Linked DNA regions of Homo sapiens: region 2 is linked to region 1. A link is an interaction called in ENCODE POLR2A ChIA-PET data of the cell type or tissue named here. Cell type or tissue: Panc1. All regions are shown on one strand.

Evidence for each region. ChIA-PET counts read pairs that join two places held together with the same protein. Peaks named below come from ENCODE experiments on the same cell type or tissue, not always from the same donor. Only the 100,000 strongest peaks of a DNase experiment are listed, where the experiment ranks them.
Region 2: POLR2A ChIA-PET joins it to region 1 with 20 read pairs; 2 of 35 experiments call an interaction of 5 or more read pairs at or near these places.

What each region holds. Positions count from the first base shown.
Region 1 is chr7:21,356,455-21,361,454 of GRCh38, reverse strand. No RefSeq gene overlaps it. Among named protein-coding and RNA genes, the nearest start is that of SP4, 69 kb to the left of the region's middle. In Panc1, no CTCF peak of the experiment used is centred here; no DNase peak of the experiment used is centred here.
Region 2 is chr7:21,542,714-21,547,713 of GRCh38, reverse strand. It overlaps DNAH11 (dynein axonemal heavy chain 11), which reads right to left and starts at 4,675. Exons shown (of 82, transcript NM_001277115.2): 1 at 4,118-4,675; 2 at 2,565-2,708. The coding sequence starts at 4,468. RefSeq lists enhancers at 1,553-2,519, 4,852-5,000 and a silencer at 4,754-4,803. In Panc1, no CTCF peak of the experiment used is centred here; no DNase peak of the experiment used is centred here; H3K4me3 peaks cover 1,508 bases; H3K27me3 peaks cover 2,700 bases.

The sequences.
Region 1 (5,000 bases):
GACAGAAAGACTTCAAATGCAGAGCCACTATATTTTAGAAGAAAACCATTTTTGTTTGGATGATGTAATGGGTCCAGAGCCAAGTGACAAATTCCCAAGGGTTCTCAATTTTCAGAGCTGGTAGAGACACCAGTAGACAAAAAGGAGTGCACTGTAAAAGAGGGAGAAGTGAGGGAAAGCTGTAACAAGAAGATCAGGAAAATGAAATTTCCAAAGAACAGAGAAATAAGATAGCCCTTTTTTTTTTAATTTTTTTAATTTTTTATTTTTTTAGACAGTCTTCCTCTGTTGCCAGGCTGGAGTGCAGTGGCGCAATCTTGGCTCACTGCAACCTCCGCCTCCTGGGTTCAAGCGATTCTCCTGCCTCAGCTTCCCAAGCAGCTGGGACTACAGGTGAGCGCCACCACGTCCAGCTAATTTTTGTATTTTTAGTTGAGACGGGGTTTCACCATGTTGGGCAGGATGGCCTCGATCTCTTGACCTTGTGATCCACCTGCTTTGGCCTCCCAAGGTGCTAGGATTGCAGGCGTGAGCCACTGTGCACAGCCAAGATAGCACTTTTATACATGATTTGTGTTCCTATAGTTTATGCCCCTCTGCAGCAGGACACCAGCAATGAGAGAATACGAGCCATGTTGAGAACTCACACATAAAGGCTAACGTCAAAATAATAGGCAGCCTAAAAAGGGAAAGGATTGTACTACCTGGTAGTAGTGTAATGACAGGAGGTATTTTGTGTGGGGACACCTGACTATTTATTAGTTTAATTTGTATGTAAGTCAGTTACCCAAATATGGGTTTTCACTTTGCTCATATCAGGATGGTTCTGAAACTCTGAACCCCATACAAAGGGGAAGATTGTGTCTAGAAATTTCCCTCTATCCATCTAGCTCTGTGTAGTATAGCTAAGATTCACCCTAGATTGTTTCTATGATGCTGGGGCCAGTGTTTTGGGAATTACTGTAATATGATGGAGAGAGCACAGCTTTTAGTATCACAAAATGCTAGCACCACAAATTACTAGCTGTGATGTTCTGGACACATTTCTGATCTTCACTGAGCAACAGTTTCCTCTTCTGTAAGCTGGGAATAGTAACATAGCCACTCTTATTATTAGTTGATGGTGCATATTAGTGATAATTGGCAGAAAGTGCCTGGAGCAGAGCCTGATACATACATGCTACTCAAATGTGGTGCTATCTTTAGATATCTCTAAAAAATTCTATTACTACAAAACTTGTTATTGTCTTGATGTTTGAATATGCTATTTTTCTTTCTCCTAGGAAACAAGAAAAAGAATCTATCATTTGTCATATTTCTTTCTTGAGTACAGGTGATATCACCAGGATAATTTATCATGAGTACATTTTATTGTTTTTAGAGTAATTGTTTTTTTTTTTTTCTTTTTCCTTCCTATAGTGACACTGAAAGCAGGCTAAATTTTCTCATTTTTAATTGCAGGAATGGTTGGGCTATTTCTACTGGGCAGGTAAGAGCAAATTTCCCTCCCTTTACATGGCATAGAAAAAGAGACCACCAGTATTGTTCCACCAAGGACCATTTAAAATTATCCTTTAGATTCACCTTGGTTATAGATTTTAAAGTATAGAGGTAGTGACAAAAAGTATCTAAGACTGACAACCTAAATTTTCTCTTTCCTGTTCAAGGAGACTTCCTGACCAGAAGATATCTCAGCCATCTAATCCTTTTAAAATTTGTCAGTCCTACTGGTGAAAATAAAACATGTCAGATACCCCCATTTAACTCTGTCGCTTCTTTGACTAAATTTTTCACTTCCAATGTAATGACTTGTGGCAGAATTGAACAATTATATGAACTTCTTCTCTTGGCTTCAAGAAAAGGACTCCCATTTTATACTGGTCATATTTCTTTGCCCTCTTCTTCAGCAATTGAATGGTGGTTAGTGTTTAGTGAGAGTTGTCATTTTGAGTGCCCCATGCAGATTGCAATAATTCACTTGCAAAGTGTTTAAAAAAGACAGCAGATAAATCTCAAAAATTCTTCCCTTTCCCCCAGGGATTAGCTCTTGACACTCATAAGGGAACAGAGAAGATTACTTTCTGATATCTCTAGGAATTATGTGGCATCATACGGTGCTGCTCTTGAGGGGAAGAAAACAAACAAAGCTCAACCTCTTCTGTGGGGAAAAGAGCAGATCTATAAGCAAATCCCAATTTAGCTAAGAAAGAATATATCTTGATTTACAACAGTATAAACATCTGTATATAAATCTATATACATTTAATTTCATAACACACATACCCAGTTCCCTGACATTGAAGGAGCTTGTCTAGGAGTCCATTTATTGTACTTCACAGGCCCCAATAACTTCACTTTGCTTCCAGCAATCCCACAGAAGTGCACAAAATTGGATATGACATTGAGTAACCCAGATATTTTAGCCTTTTGCCAAAGAGCTGCTGAAATGTTTTTGTGTTAAGGCCGAGTCTCTTGTAATGATGGTTAACGACTGTAGGCTCTAACTAGACGTGGCCGTGGGTTACTGCTGCTCTGAGTGTGAGAAGAAAACCATAATTCATCCAATGTGGCTGTTTGCTGAGGACATGTTAGTATTGACAAATGGCAAACTGTTGTGCAAAAACCTGAGTAAGTTGCATGTAAATAGAGAGTGATCACTTCCTCTGACACACAGTTCTCCTGCACTGTTGAATACAGAGCATGGCAAACGAAGAAAATTAGAATCTGGTGACTGATTTCTTTACAAATGGAGAAGTGTCACTGTACAAGCCCCATAAAATAATGTTTTAAGTACAGTTGAGTATGGTCACTTAGATCACCTACATTAAAATTATAGTACCATAACTTTTTACTCTTAATGCTTCCTAATTCATACATTCATATAGGCATGCATACACTAATATGTGTGAAATCCTGCCATCTGTAAACCATTGGGTGAGACATTTTGTCAGGTATAAAGATGAATCAGGTACAGTCTCTGATCCCAGGAATTGGGAAGAGGTTGAGGCAAGAGGTTAAAAAATTCAAACCCAAAACTGTAACATAAGAGAGCTATTAAGAGCTAAATTCTTTCTGAGGTTCTTTTTTTTTTATTTTTTGAGACAGAGCTCACTCTGTCACTCAGGCTGGAATGCAGTGGCGCAATCTCAGCGCACTGCAACCCCTGCCTCCTGGGTTCAAGCGATTCTCCTGCCTCAGCCTCCTGAGTAGCTGGGACTACAGGTACACACCACCATGCCCAGCTAATTTTTGTATTTTTAGTAGAGACAGGGTTTCACCATGTTGGACAGGCTGGTCTCGGACTCCTGACCTCAAGTGATCTGCATGCCTCAGCCTCCCAAAGTGCTGGGGTTACAGGTGTGAGGCCACCACAGCTGATCTTCTCTCTAAAGTTCTAAAACAAAATTCCAAAAAAAGAGAATATGATTAATCAAGCTCATTGTTTGATGCCAAGCATGAAGTTACTCCTCAGGCTGACCACATCAACTGAGGTTGGGAGGGCAGTGTAGTAGAGATGGCAAATTGCCCAGCAAAATGTGTGTTCCCCTTCCACAATATAGAATTATCACTCAAAAGCACCTGTATTTACTCTTTTATCTAGTGGGGCCATTTAACCAGTTCTTGACAATGGAATGTGAGCAGAAATTTTTGTCACGTCTAAGTCAAGACAACTTAAACAGCTAATATGTGTTCTAAACTCTCTTTTCCCGTTTCCATAGACAAAGGGGCCCTAGAAAGTGGTGGAAACACAAGATTTAAAAAGCCTGGATCACTGAATCACCATGTGGAGAACAGCCACCAATATACCTGGAACACCTACTGTAGGTTATAACTGCTGAGTCTCAAATTCTATCACTAAGCTACTAACAATTGGAGGTTTATTTGCTATAGCACCTAGGATTATTTTGATCCTAAGTAGGGTTGCTTTAGCAAAGTACCAGAAACTGAGTGGCTTAAAGCAACAGAAAGTTATTTTCTCATGGTTCCAGAGGCTAGAACTCCAAAATCCAATTGTAGGCAGCACCATTCTCTGTCCAAAGGCTCTGGAGAAGTCCTTTGTTGCCTCTTTGTAGCTTCTGGTGGTTGCTGACAAGTCTTGTTCCTTAGCTTGCGTCACTCCTGTCTTTGCCTCTGTCATCACATGGCCTTCTTCCCTCCTTCTTTCCCTTCCTTCCCTCCTGTCTTCCTTCCCCAATGTTGTTGTACCTGGATCTCTGTCTCCTCTTCTATTAAGACACCAATCATGGGATTTAGGGCAACCTAATCCATGGTGACCTTGTCTTAACTAATTATACATGCAAAAACCCTATTTCCAAATAAGGTCCCATTTCTGAGGTTCCAAGCAGACTTGAATTTTGGGGGGACACTATTCAATTCAGTAAAGTTACCTAGTATAAAATGTGGCTCTGTAGAATGCCCCCTTAGCAGATAATATAGGCATGTTAAACACCATGATGGACACCTTATCAAAATTGCAAAAAAACCCAAAAAACAAAAAACAAACTTAATCTAACATGTTACAGAAAGAAGGAACAATAGCAAGAGTTAAGTTTGAAAGAGTTAGTACATTATTCTCTGGGTTCCATATCTTTTTCTGCATCAGTCACAGGCACCAGTAAGTGACAGTTGGAAGATCCTTGCTTTGAACTCACACAAACCCAGCTCTATCTTATTTCTTTGTTCAAAAAGAGTTAAGCAGATGTGATTTCTCCCTTTGTTGAACTTGCAGTTTAGCAGGGAAGTCATATATAAAATATTAATTATGCAAATAACTATTTAAGTGGGCTTGTACTAGATACTTTAAAGAAGAATACAGATGCATATGAGAGAAGACCTAACCCGGCCCACCTATAGAAGTACACCTAAGCCAAAACTTTGAGAGAGGTTTGCCATGTATAGGCAGGGCAGAGTGGCTCATGCCTGTAATCCCAGCACTTTGGGAGGCCGAGGCTGGCAGATCATTTGAGGTCAGGAGTTTGAGACAAACTTGGTCAACATAG
Region 2 (5,000 bases), 190 kb before region 1:
GGATATGACAAACCTCATGGCTCATGCATGTAGAAAGTCATGATAAAGGAACAGAATGTAGACGAGGAGTCAGCCCATAAAAGGGAAGAAAGTTTCGTTATTGGGAAATCAAAAATTAAGTGAGGAAGGGGGCCAGGGTATAACATTATAAGGGGCATATGTCCAGGCAAACTTAGGCAATGTCCAGGAATATTGTAACCCCATAGTACTCAACCACTGAGGAACTGGGAGAGGGGCTTACATGCTAGGAAGTAAATTACCTGCTGTAACTGCCCCGGGTGTGCCTGCCTACTAAACACCCGATCTTGCAAGACTGCCATTAAAAGTCTTGCTTCTGCTGTACTGCGTGTCTCCGAGTCCATCCTTTGGGTTTGGAAGGATAAATGTGTTTCTCACATTATTCCATGACAAAGCCAACTTCTTTTAAAACTTAATGTCTGTGTCATGAGCTGTGGATAAAACACTACGAAATTCTGAGCCACATGCTCTGGAAAGCAATTCGTAACTCAAACAGCTAAAGCATCTCTAGAAATATCGTTTAAAACAAATAGACCTGGGATGTACTTATTAATTACAATAAATTTTATTAAATATATACAAAGTAAGTCAATTAATTTGAGGTTTTGTCTTATTTTAGTTGTCAGTTTGTGTAGTTTTTGCATTTGTAAGAAAAATAAACTTTCTCTATGAACCAAAGTAAGGTTCACCAAGGACATATACACCTATAGATAAAAGAGCAAGTGTGCCTTTGCTGTGGATCTCTTTACTTACCTTCTGTTTCTCTTTTCAAACTGTGGGGTTTCTCTTTATGACAGTTCTTAAACCATTCAATACAATTACTGAGGAAACACTTTTAAAATACAGAAGCCCAGGCCCCTCTAGATTTTTTAAATTGGAATTTCCAAGGATGGGGCCCAGATATTGACTGAGAAGAACCAAATGACATTTTCTTTATGTCTTGGTAAGCATTCACAATTATTGTTTCTTTTGAAATGTGGGCCAACGTGATACATAAAGAAATAACCATATGACATTTTATATACTTTGGCTAAGTATAAATATATAATACACTCTGGTATGGAAACACATCATAATGTTGAGGAGCAGGCATACCTTTTTCAGAATATTAAGCAGATCCTGGTACTGAGAGAAAGAGTAGAGAAATTTGAAAAAGGCTTGTATCTTCTGTTGCCAGACACAGATAGTAGAGCAAGAATTTCACAGTGTAGCCCTGCCCCTCCAAGTTCCAGTTGATAGTGGTCTAGATTCTCATATTGAACCAAAGTCATCAGATTCAGTTCAATTAAAATCTGAGCACCTGCTGCATACCAAAAATTGTTCCTGGTACTGAAGTTAAAAGATTGTCTTCCTAGCACCTCCCTGAAATCAGCTAAAGCCAATTAAATTCAACAGGAGCGAAGGGAAACCCAGGCAGGGTACAGGAGTTAGGGGTGAGAGACTTTGGTTAGTCCAGCAGGAAAATACCTCCCTTCAAAAAGACAGAAGAAGAGACTCAAAAAGTAGAAGAGGTGTGATCATGAGAGACTGGTAAATAACTAGCAATAAATATGTCAGCATTTTTCCTACCTTAAATATCGGCCTTGGCAGGACTACACTGATTACAGAGGTCTGATTTAGAAATTGGCCTTGTAGACAGATATCTAACCCAGTGGCTCCCAAAGCTCACTGTACATTAGAATCACCTGGGAATCTTGAACAACTGCTGCTACTTGGCTCCCATTCAGGACGTTCTAAATTAACTGGTATGGGTGTGACCTGGGGCATTGTGTTACAAGTTCCCCCAGGTGATCCTAATGTTCAGCGAAGTTTGAGAGCCAGGTTCTAGTTCCATGGAACCTGGTTATTTGGCAGTTGTTCTTCAAAGCTAGTCCACAAACAAAGAGCATCAGCAACAGGTTAGAAATGCAGAACCTCGGGCTCCACTCTAGACTGAATGAACCAACCTCTTTCACAAAATCCCCAGGCAGTTCTTATGCACATTAAAGTGTCAGTAACATTGGTTGAAGACTATTTCTCTATTTTAAGAGGAGAAAAAGAAAGTTTAAGAACCATTTCTAACACTTTCATCACCTTTTCCCATTATCTGCCATGAGTGAATCTTAGTCTTTAACTGTTAGTTTCTAACAAGTATAAAAAGGAACTGATAATACTCATTTTCAAAGTGTAAATTTGTCTCTACTCTGAATGTGAAGCTTAAAACCTGCTGCTAAGGTGCAAGAACCTATTCAAGTTGCTTTTTATTTGCTTCTATTGTGTTGGAAGGAAGAAAGGGAGAGAATGATCCCTGCAATTGCCACCTGTTGAATATTAGCATCAGTAAGCATGAGCTCCTTTCAGGAACAGTCTAGATGTTATGACTCCATCCACCTGGCTAGAGACTCCTGGCTTCTACAAGCTTTTTTTTTTTTTTTTTTTTTTAACCACCCCCATCCCCTTCCCTTCCCCTCCTAGCTCTTCTTTTTTTAATTATCGGAGTTGTCCTAAATAATTTCAAATGTCATGGAGATAAGTGAAAGCTTTAAATATTAAAGACAGACCAGTACCTCATCAAGGAAAGCAGATACATGTCCAAGAGACAACGCAGGTAACTCTCCAAATAAAACCACTTGAGAAAAGTCATTTACTCCAATGCTTTCAGTAATCTTCTTGGAAATAAAAACAAGTTTATGGTTTGCATCTCTTGGAATCTAAAACAAGAGCAAGATAATTAGTTCAAGTAGTTTTCTTGTTAACAAGCAGGATTTACTATATCCAACTTGTAGCTGTATTGCTAGCAGAAGAAACAAAACCTGGCATCTTGCCTGCCCTATAAACAAGGTCCTTCTACGGCTCTTCCCTAGTATGCAGCGAGTATACAGTTTTCTTTGTTCTTTTATAATGCTAATTTCACAGCATTACTGGTGTGGAAATATCACCTTTTAAAGGCATGCCAATTATACCAGTTCATTATACACCAAAAAAAAAATCTTATAACTAAAAACAAATAAGGAGCACGTAGGCATGTAGAAATGTTTCAATCCTAAAGGGTTATTTTTTATACTCTTCTCTGGTTTGGAAATAAGCCAAACTGAGATAAAGACAAGCCCAAGAGGTTAATTTGTATTTCTATCAAAGAATAGAACCGTATAACCAAAACATGCTAACATTTCCACAACTACTGAGTCATTCCATTGAACATTATAATAACTATTTAACTTAGGTAATACTAGAGTTGTGTTCTATCGCCTTGTCTACTGACAAACTTATTTTTTTTAAAGTTACAATTAGGAGAGTCCTAAAACAAAAGAATTCAAAATTCACAATACCATAAGGCAGCCTTCCTATTACTCTTTCTTCTCTGAGATCCTATTTCCCAACTATTACAATGACCACACCTAGTGATAAAACGACATAACATGTTAAACTGAGCATTGCGCTACTTAAAAATTGTGAATCTTGCTCCAAACTCATCATACTTGAAAAATACTAAATACAAGTGCTGTACGTTAGGTGATACGTTAACCTTTTAGTGGACAAATCATCGAAATTCAAAAAGAAAAGGAAGAAAAAGAAGAAAGGAGGGAACTGTTCCCTCTAAATGTTCAGTAAACACCCATGTGTGCGGAGATTGCAGGGGCCTTCCTTTTTAAGGACTTAATGTTTTTGCCTGGGGTGAAGTGTTGTTGGCACGTAATCAAAATACGTGACGAGTTACATGCGCTCTGCCAAACACCCCATTTTTTAAAGGATGTGACTCCAGAGTGACCCAAGAGCAACTGAAACGCAAGTTTTTTGGCACAGAAAGCCCACCTGGCGCCTAACACCCAAGCAGCTAAAGAAAGCGCTGGTGTTCTTGGGTTATCCTGGTCGAACAGGCTCAACGCGGGATTCTCGGTCAGATACAAACTGCTGACTTAGGAAACTAACCTGCAGCTGCTGAACTGCAGAGTGGGTGCACGTGGGGAGGAGTCCTGCGGGCCTCAGGATGGGGACTTCAAGCCAAGTTTGTTAAAGTGCCCGAGTGAGCGCCCCGCGGGAATCCAAAGGGGAGCGACTGGGCTGTCTCCCCTGGGTAGTTTTGTTGGATGGGCAGGTCCCCTTGCCCGTCGCCTCTTACCTCCTGGGAAGCCGCAAGGCGCCCCGAGGCGGCGAAGCTAAACACAAGGCAAGCCGGGCTGGTGCTTTCCAGAAACTCCCCAAGAACCTGCCGGTTGTCCTCGCTTTCCAAATACTGGCTCCATTTCTCCTCCGTGAACCCCAGCATCATCGCCAGGCGGCCGCCGAGGAAGCGCACCCGCGCGTCTTGGGCGAAACTCCGCGCTCTCCTGGCCGCCGCCTCCTCCTCGTTCTCCTCCTCCTCCTCGAGCTCCACAGCGCCCACTGCCTCCAGGCCGGCCCCCGAGGTTAGGCGAAGGGTCGGGGCTTCTCTGAAGTCTCGCGCCTCCCGGGCTGCCACCTGGGCTGCCATTGGGCAACCGTCCGAGGGAACGCGAGGCCGGCTGGCTCCTCACCCGAGACTCTGGGCCCCCCGAAGTGAGCGAGGACACCTCCGCAGGCGCCCACCCTCCTCCGCGGTCGCCGCGAGCGCAGACCCTAGTCTCCCACCTGCTGCTACTTAGCAGCCGCGCCACTGCGCACAGCTGTAGCCTCGCAGGCCGAAGCGAAGGCCTGGGACAAGCAGCGCGTCCCGTTTCCCGGGGGACGGTGTCCCCGCCCCAGCCCGCTGGGGGCGGAGTGAGCGCACCGCGCCACCGCCCAGTATACGCCAAGGCCAAGGCCGAGGGGAGAGGCCCTCGGGCTCTAGGTCCCGAACACGGCCGAGAAGCCGCGTGTCCGGGGTGGGTCTGAGCCCCCAGTGCGCTCGCTCCACTGCCCTCCGGCTCCTTCGCCTACTGGACACTTGGTGGAGATCCCAGCATTGGTTAAGTGCTCTGGATGAAGCAATGCTCTCTTGTGCCAAGGTCCGTGCTAATCTCTTACCTTGACTAGTTGACATAATC